Regions from separate parts of the Homo sapiens genome. Here region 1 is linked to region 2. Evidence: chromatin contacts called from ENCODE Hi-C or POLR2A ChIA-PET data. All regions are on one chromosome and are shown on one strand. Each heading gives the region's core, a stretch centred on a gene start or an enhancer-like site at or near the end of the contact. The rest is flanking DNA. Distances are from core to core; before and after follow the strand shown. Region 1 has its middle 13 kb from the start of TEX44. Region 2 holds the start of DIS3L2 (DIS3 like 3'-5' exoribonuclease 2).

What was found. A loop is a pair of places that touch in the nucleus more often than their neighbours do. ChIA-PET counts read pairs that join two places held with the same protein, here RNA polymerase II (POLR2A). Pooled maps may share reads with other maps.
Region 1: a pooled map shows a loop between it and region 2 (5-fold over the local background). The contact joins the enhancer-like site here to the promoter of DIS3L2 in region 2. A Hi-C loop is called at or near these places in 3 of 37 single-sample maps with no recorded cell type and 9 of 50 pooled maps. POLR2A ChIA-PET finds 5 or more read pairs at or near these places in 1 of 52 experiments (AG04449).

The regions. Positions count from the first base shown.
Region 1 is chr2:231,603,562-231,607,956 of GRCh38, reverse strand. No RefSeq gene overlaps it. Among named protein-coding and RNA genes, the nearest start is that of TEX44, 13 kb to the right of the region's middle. RefSeq lists silencers at 513-713, 2,804-3,093, 3,224-3,523. Within about 2 kb of position 3,141, at least 35 of the 41 ENCODE cell types and tissues checked have a DNase peak (open chromatin) inside an H3K27ac peak, as active enhancers do.
Region 2 is chr2:231,960,178-231,964,443 of GRCh38, reverse strand. It overlaps DIS3L2 (DIS3 like 3'-5' exoribonuclease 2), which reads right to left and starts at 2,731. Exons shown (of 21, transcript NM_152383.5): 1 at 2,679-2,731. RefSeq lists a silencer at 2,474-2,633 and an enhancer at 2,764-2,853.

The DNA of each region.
Region 1 (4,395 bases), core at 1,892-4,391, 360 kb after region 2:
ATTACAGGCGTGAGCCACTGCGCCCGGTGGGTCTTGTATTATTGTCCTGAGTTGAGGCAAGAGGGCTGGATCTTTCCACCTGCCTTGTCACTCATCAGGATGCCACTGCTCGCCAGTCATTGAGTGAACCCAAGAAAGGGAGATGTGGGCTTTTGAGAGGCATTTCTTCCAGTTGAGGCCATCTCTGGAGGGATCTGACAGCGGAGGGCCATATTGTCTGAGGCCAGCAGCCCTGCAGTTCTGTGGGGCATCGGGCATCCCAGCAAGCTGCCCCCCACGTGGCACTCAGACTGGAGGGCAGGATTCAGACAAGCTGGAAGAGAGCATAGGGCATGCAGGGACCCCAGCAGAGACTGGAAGGGGAGTGGACATGGCCTGACTCCAGGGTGGGGACAAACCCAGGTGGGCCAAGGCAGAAGTTCCCTCCTCTGGCTCTCCGAGGGCAGAGTGAGACAAATCATGGGCATGATGTGGACTCTAGGAGGCCACAAACATGCCCTTGACTTTTGTTCTTATATATTGTTTTAATGTTGATCAGTGTCAGATTCTCATCTGTCAGCTGGTACATTTCACCTTAGGTAGACAGCCCTGCTACATTTTCTTCAAGAGCAAGTGTTCTTCAGCTGAAAATAGGCAGGCAAACTTCCAGTGCTGGCAGGATTGAGCATTTCTGGAAGCGTTTCTGGAAGTGTTCTGTGGTCTTGGTCTTTGATGGGAAAGTACTGGGCAGCGTCCCCTAATATCTAGTGGACCTCTCTGAAGACGCCCTGGACGTCCAGCCTGTGTGGAGTGGGCGGGTCAGAGAAATCCCAGGAACTGGCCAGCAGATGGACCTTGAGCAAGGGAAGAGGTGCACGGTGCCCAGGAAAGAGCCTGGCTTGGTGTCCTGGACTTGCCATCCTGGCCAGCTTCATGAGCATATGACCTGTGCAGTCACATGGGTCCCATCCTTAGTTTGATGGTCTTCTGACATTGTCTTGAAATCCTTCATAATTTTTTTTTTTTTTTTGAGACAGAGTCTCACTCTGTCGCCCAGGCTGGAGTGCAGTAGCATGATGTTGGCTCACTGCAACCTCTGCGTCTAGGGTTAAAGCGATTCTCCTGCCTCAGCCTTCCAAGTAGCTGGTATTACAGGCATGCACCACCATGCTTGGCTAATTTTTGTATTTTTAGTAGAGACTGGATTTCACCATGTTGGCCAGGCTAGTCTCGAACTCCTGACCTCAGGTGATCCACCCACCCCGGCCTCCCAAAGTGCTGGGATTACAGGCATAAGCCACCATGCCCAGCCTCTTCATAATTTTTTTTTTCTTTTCTTTTTTTGACAGAGTCTCCTTCTGTCGCCCAAGCTGGAGTGCAGTGGCACAATCTCAACTCACTGCAACTTCTGCCACCTGGGTTCAAGCAATTCTCCCTGCCTCAGCCTCCCAAGTAGCTGGGATTACAGGCACCAGCCACCATGCCCGGCTAATTTTTGTATTTTTAGTAGAGACAGGGTTTCGACACATTGGCCAGGCTGGTCTTGAACGCCAGGACTCAAGTGATCTGCCTGCCTCGGCCTCCCAAAGTGCTGGGATTACAGATGTGAGCCATTGTGCCTGGCCTCTTCATAATTTCTTAACAAAGGGTCTCAAATTTTCAATTTGCACTGGGCTCCACAAATTACGTAGCTGGGCCTGCTCAGCAGCTCTGGTTCCTGGGCCCAGGACTGTTTTCTGAGGGATTGTCTGGGAGAGACTGGGGAACCTAGGTGGGACGTGGGCTCGGGTGCATCCTTGGACAAGTCCTGTAGTCCCTGCGCATCAATGTCCTTGTGCATGAAACAGGGATCATGGTGCCTGCTCCACCCAGACAGGAGAGGACATAGATCTGAGGCTTTTCCCAACTGCAGTAGGCGCCCTGGTGGTGGAGAGTCTGCAGATCTGGCAGTGGAGAGTCCCTGCCCTGGAAGCCAGGCTGGAGCTGCTTTTTCAGAGATGCCAGATGCCTCTCGCACTCAGACCCCCTGGTCAGGCTGTCAGAAGGCAGTCACTGACTGTTGAGGAGAGACGCTGCTATTCACAGGGATGGGCAGATGCCTCCCTGGGCCAGACGGACAAAGCATGCCCAGGCTCCTGGGTAGTCAGTTGGTTTGGATGTCAGTGCTTGGCCTGTTGGGCTGGGGGAGGTGGTGGCTCCCTGGAGACAGATCGTGAAGGGCCTGGATGTCACCCTGTAGTGACAGAGTGCTACTGGGGGAGGAGCCTGGGAGAAGCCTGGGTTGGTGGCATCACTGGGTCTGAGACCCAGTCACAGCGCCCCACGTCTTGAGCCACTGCCACTGGCAGGCCTGGACCAGCTCTCAGGCCCAAATTTAGGTCCCTGCTTTATCTTAGCACAGCTGATGGCCCTTCTGCTCCTGTAGCATCTTGTTTCTCTTACACCCCAGGTTGGAACCTCATCCTCTCTCCTCTACGGCTGATGCCGCCTGCCTCAGTTTACCCATGTATTGTCACTTTCACTCGTGCATTCACCCTCAGTCGACAGGGCTGGGGCCTGTTTCCCACACCGTCCCTCCATCGTTTTGGAACAAGTGTCCATGCATTTTATTCTAGCATTGCGGCCCAGAGGTTACGTAGCCCATCAGCTCACAGGGCTTCGGGAACAGGTGTCCAGGCGCTCGATGTCAGGGGTTCTGGGTGCTGGAGGCGCCTGGCAGCTCCCAAGGATCGGTGCTTGTCCTCAGTCCCATGAGAAGGCCATGCTGAGCGCCTACTGTGTGCTGAGGGCGGCGCTGTGGGCCGGGCTGCCGCACACAGAGGCCCCTTTCTTCAGGGAGTTTACTCAGGAGCACGTTTATAAATAGGACAAAGCCCGGCGGGCCAGGGGCCTCCCAGGCAGAAGTGGGGAGAAGGCCGGGCGTCCTCCTGGAGGGTGCCGCCCCGCCCCGCCCGGGCCCGCAGCCTTCCGGGGCTGAAAGGGCCTCTGTGTCCCGGCCCCCGCCTGCCCCGGGCCAGGAGCGCATTTCCTCAGCTGCGCCAGACCCTGGAGGCTCCGCAGCCCCTCTGGGGACAGACACAAATAGTTCCCGGCCCAGCTGCCCGGCCAGTTGCCTTGGGAACCAAACTCAATTGTCTGACGTCACTGGGCCGTCGCGCAGCAACCGGCTCAGCCTCTCCCTCCCCGCCCAGGCGTTGAGGTCACGGTCGCCATGGAGACGGCGGGGCCGGGCCTGCTGGGCCGGGCCTGCTGGGCCGGGCCTGCTGGGCCGGGCCTGCTGGGCCGGGCCGGGCTGGGGCTGGGGGTGCTCGGCCGGTCTTGCAGGCCCCGTCGGCCACCCGCGCCCTTGGTCCCGCCTCGGAGCCTCGGCCCCAGCTCCGGCCCCGACACGGGAGCTGCTCTTCCCTCGCGGAAGCGGTGCCGCCTGGCCCGCGGCAGCGCAGACGCCCTGCCTTGCCCTCAGGCTGGCCGGGCCGCCTGTGGCCGGAGAAAGCCCCATTGTGGCCTGAGTGCGCCCCGCAGCCAGTCGGGATTTCTCTCGCAGAGAGAGGCCTTTGTTCGCCTCACCCCATCTGACTGCCCCGTGCTCTGTCCCAGCCTCATTTGCTCCCCAAGCCCCAACCTGGGTTCCTGCTCTGGCAACAAGGAGCAGGTGGCAGCAAGGGGCGTTTTCGCGCCCCTCCCCCTAATCACCCAGGAAATCTCTGAGCTTGGCCACCTGCCCTGGGGGAGGAGACGCGAGGCCTGCGCACCCCACTCTGCTTCATCCCTGGTTGCTCTCCCCACTCCTGTGGCCCCTCCGCCGGCGTTTGTGCTGTGTGACATCCCTCTCCTCCACCGCTGCCTGGGGTTGGGGGCAGTCGGGGCAGTCAGGCCAGGCCAGGCCACCCCTGGGTGAAGAGGGCATTGGGGCCAGAAGGGTCTGCACTGACCACCTCCAAGTTTCTGTTCTTAGGCTGTTCCCGCCGCAGCAGAATATAAAGTGCTGAAGCCAGAACCCAGACTGGGACGCAAGGCCCAGAACCTGCGCAGGGGCCACCGGCAATCGGCCACCATGCCCCTGCCCTGCTGTGCCTCGACTTACCCATCTGCTGCTGGGGTAATCCTAACCATCTCTTACTGAGGGACCCTGAGTGCCTTGTTCAAGTTCAGTGTGGTGAGCCCATTGGTGGGAGGTGTTTTTCCTCCCCAAAGACTGTATTTTGAAAAGTACTAATAAAATACAGGAGGTGAGTAGCCAAGGCAGAATTTTAGGTGAATTCTATTTCCTCATTGTTTGACATTTAAAATTTAGAGATGCAAAGGAATATATTTGAATCCATGGGGTTGGGGGGATGAGTACAGAAAGATCTGAGTGCCTTGCTCTTTCCAAAGCACGTGTTTAAAGGAAGGTTCTGGTTGTGTGCAGGGCATTCA
Region 2 (4,266 bases), core at 1,482-3,981:
TGCTCCTACTTTCTTCAATGTAGCAAATTTCACTTGAAATATTTCTCAAACCTCAAACCTAGTCAGTCCCGGGAAGATTTCCTTCTGCAGAAAACTTGTAAGCACAAAAATCTAAGCTACAGAATATACTAACCACACCTCACTCACAACTGGGAAGCAAATTCCCCAGAAAAGGATCAGTTCAAGATGTACAATTAAATGAGTCTCACACCTATAGAACAATGGAACAGAACAGAAAACTCAGAAATAAAGCCACACACCTACAACCATATGATCTTCAACAAACTGACAAAAAACAAATGGAGAAGGGACTCCCTATTCAATAAATGGTGCTGGGATAACTAACTAGCCACATGCAGAAGATATAAAACTGTATATATTTCATGATATACATAATGGGTTAAAGATTTAAATGCAAAGACCTCAGTCAGGCACAGTAGCTCATGCCTGTAATTCCAGCACTTTGGGCAACTGAGGCAGGCAGATCTTTTGAGCCTAGGAGTCAGAGACCAGCCTGACAACATGGTAAAAACCACATCTCCATAAAAAATACAAAAATTAGCCGAACGTGGTAGTGCGCACCTGTAGTCTCAGCTACTCGGGAGGCTGAGGTGGGAGGATCACTTGAGCCTGGGAAATCGAGGCTGCAGTGAGCTGCAGTCACGCTACTGCACTCCAGCCTGGGTGACAGTGAGACCCTGTCTCAAAATAAAATAAAAGACCTCAAGCTATAAAAATCCTAGAAGAAAACCCAGGAAATACACTTCTTGACACTGACCTTGGCAAATTTTTGGCTAAGTCCCCATAAGCAACTGCAGCAAAAACAAAAATTGACAAGTTGGAACTAATTAAACTAGAGCTTCTGCACAGCAAAAGAAATTATCAACAGATTAAACAGACAACCTACAAAATGGGCGAGAATATTCACAAACTATGCATCTGACAAAGGTCCAATATCCAGAATCCCTATGGAACTTAAATCAACAAGCAAAAAACAAATAAGCCCATTTTTAAAAATGGCCAAAGGACATGAACACTTCTCAGAAGAAATACAAAAAGAAAAAACCACGACATACAAGCAGCCAACAAATATATGGAAAACATGATCATGACTAATTATCAGAGAAATGCCAATCAAAACCACAATGAAATACCATCTCACACCAGTCAGAATGGCTATTATCAAAAAGTCAAAAAACAACAGATCCTCATTAGGCTCCCTTGGAAAGGGAACATTTAAACTACTGTTGGTGGGAATGTAAATTAGTTCAGCCACTGTGGAAAGCAGTTTGGAGATTTCTCAAAGAACTTAAAGAGCCACCATTTCACCCAGCAATCCCACTGTTGGGTATATAACCAAAGGAAAACAGACCATTATACCAAAAAGACATATGCAGTTGTATGTTCACGGCTGAGCTATTCACAATAGCAAACACACGGAATCAACCTAGGTGACCATCAATGGTGGACTGGAAAAAAAAAATGTGGATGTACAGGATGGAATACTATGCAGCCACAAAAAAGGAAGATATCATGTCCTTTACAGCAGCACAGATGGAGCTGGAGGCCATAATCCTAAACGAATTAGCACAAGAACAGAAAACTAAACACCACACGTTCTCACTTATAAGTGGGAGCTAAACATTGAGCACACTTACAAGTGGGAGTAGAAACATTGAGCGCACATGGACATAAACATGGGAACAGTCGGCCGGGTGCGGTGGCTCACGCCTGTAATCCTAGCACTTTGGGAGGCCAAGGCGGGCGGATCACGAGGTCAAGAGATCGAGACCATCCTGACTAACATGGTGAAACCCCGTCTCTACTAAAAATACAAAAAAATTAGCCGGGCGGGGTGGCGGGCGCCTGTAGTCCCAGCTACTCGGGAGGCTGAGGCAGAAGAATGGCATGAACCCAGGAGGCGGAGCTTGCAGTGAGCCGAATCGCGCCACTGCACTCCAGCCTGGGCGACAGAATGAGACTCCGTCTCAAAAAAAAAAAAAAAAGGTAACGGTAGACACTGTAGACTACTGGAAGGAGGGGAGAGATGGGGGATGTGGGTTGAAAAACTACCTACTGGGTTCTATGCTCAATACCTGGGTGCAATATACCCATGTGACTAACCTGCATGCGTATCCCCCATATCTAAAAGTTTATTAAAAAAAAAAACTCTCTATGATCAATAAAGGAGATAAAGTGTATCACTGTGGAAAGCGCAAACGTCAAGGACATGTTATAATTAAGCGGCTGCCCTTCAAGATTCCCGAGGCTCCCCATCCCTGCCAGTCCTGAACATCTCGATCAAGACCCTAGAGAACGCGTCCACAGGTGACCCGAGCCTCGGGAGGCGTCCTCTCTACAGCAACAGGCTCTAATTCTGGTCTCGCTCCCCTCACGCCATCCTAGGCTACAAGGGCCCCGGCGCTATAAGCGCGGCCTGGGAGGCCGGGTCGGTCAGGAGCGGAGAGTGGGGAGCTGGGGACATTGAGGGAGATGCGGGACAGGGAAGACGCGTGGGCCGGGGAGCAACGCCAGAGGCGGAAGACGCTCGTCCCGGGCCGCCACCACAGGTGCCGGGCGAAGCGCCGCGGAGCCCCCCAGAGGCCAGACCCCGGGTCGGTCCCGAGGGGGTCGTGCAGCACTAGGCGGTGCAGGGGGCAGGCGAGTGAGGGCCTCACCGTTTCTCCCCGGAGGCCGGCGCCGCCGCAGTCCCGCAGTTGCTAAGGAGAATGCTCTTCCGGGTCACGGGCGCGGCGTTCTAGAGAGCGACGGTGGCCGGGCGAGGCCGAGAGCGAAGCGCGCGGGGTGTGTGCGCGGTGCAGGAGCTCGTAGTCGGCGGTTCAGCTGCGACAAGGGCGAAATGGCCAGGCCAGGGGCCGCCGCGCCTTCTCCGGCCTCGCTCGCGGGGACAACTGGCTGCAACGGTTGGCTCCCAGTGGGCGGCCTCTGAGACGCCTTGTGCCAGGCGCCGGCTGGCTCCGGGCCCCTCTTCCACCGGAAGGAGCCTTCCAGACCCGGCTCCTGAACCTCCAGGCTCTGCTCCACTGGGCCAGGTCTTGCACGGCAGACGCCGCCGGCCCCTTTCCTGTTACAAGGCTTTGCTCATTCTTTCATTTACTCACTGCTCATTTATTGGACAACTGCTTGGGGCGAGGTGCAGTGCTGGCACTGGGGATACAGAGATGGACAACCCCCGCATGGTCCCTGCCCTCAGGATGTGAGGCTGATGGCAGAGCAAGCAGATGACGTCCTGCACGTGGGGATGATCGAAGGAAAGGAGACTAGGGGAGCCTGCCCAAGGGGCCCACCCAGACACGGGTGGGGAGCAGCTGATGTTGGAGACGTCGACCTAGTATAAAGGGTTGGGAAGAGGGTTTCAGGTGAGAGAGGAAGCGCAGCCGAGAAAGCCCCCGACAGTTCAGCCCGCCCAGGGAAGCGTGTTGAGAGGAAACAATCGTTAAGTACGGGACCTAGGAAACACCAATATTGTAGATGTGAGCAAAGGAAAAGGAAATCCAAAGAGCAGCCAGAACGTTCGGGAGAGCACAAGAGGAAAGAATGCCAGTGAGGGGATGGCCGCCATTCTCAAGCTATGGAGATCAAGTGTCCATTGGTGACCATAGAAAAATCAAACTTCCCTTTGGGAGGCCGAGGCGGGCGGATCACCTGAGGTCGGGAGTTCGAGACCAGCCTGATCAACATGGAGAAACCCCGTCCCTATTAAAAATAATAAATTAGCCAGACGTGGTGGCACATGCCTGTAATCCCAGCTACTCAGGAGGCTGAGGCTGGTGAATCGCTTTAACCCCGGAGGCGGAGGTTGCAGTGAGCCGAGATCGCACCATTGCACTCCAGAAAAAAAAAAAGAGAGAGGGAAGGAAAGACGGGAGGGCAGGGCAGGGTAGGGATCAAACTTCGGGAATACAATGTGGACAGATGCTTGAACCACCGTATGCTCCATATTGAAAAAGGAAAAGAGATGCATTAAATTGTGCCTATATTTCTCTTTTTTTTTTTTTTTTTTTTTTTGAGACGGACTATCGCTCTGTCGCCCAGGCTGGAGTGCAATGGTGCGATCTCGGCTCACTGCAACCTCCGCCTCCTGGGTTCAAGCAGTTCTCCTGCCTCAGTCCCGAGTAGCTGGGACTACAGGCGCGTGCCACCACTCTCGGCTAATTTTTGTATTTTTAGTAGAGACGGGGTTTCACCGTGTTAGCCAGGATGGTCTCACTCTTCCGCCCATCTTGTCCCAAAGTGCTGGGATTA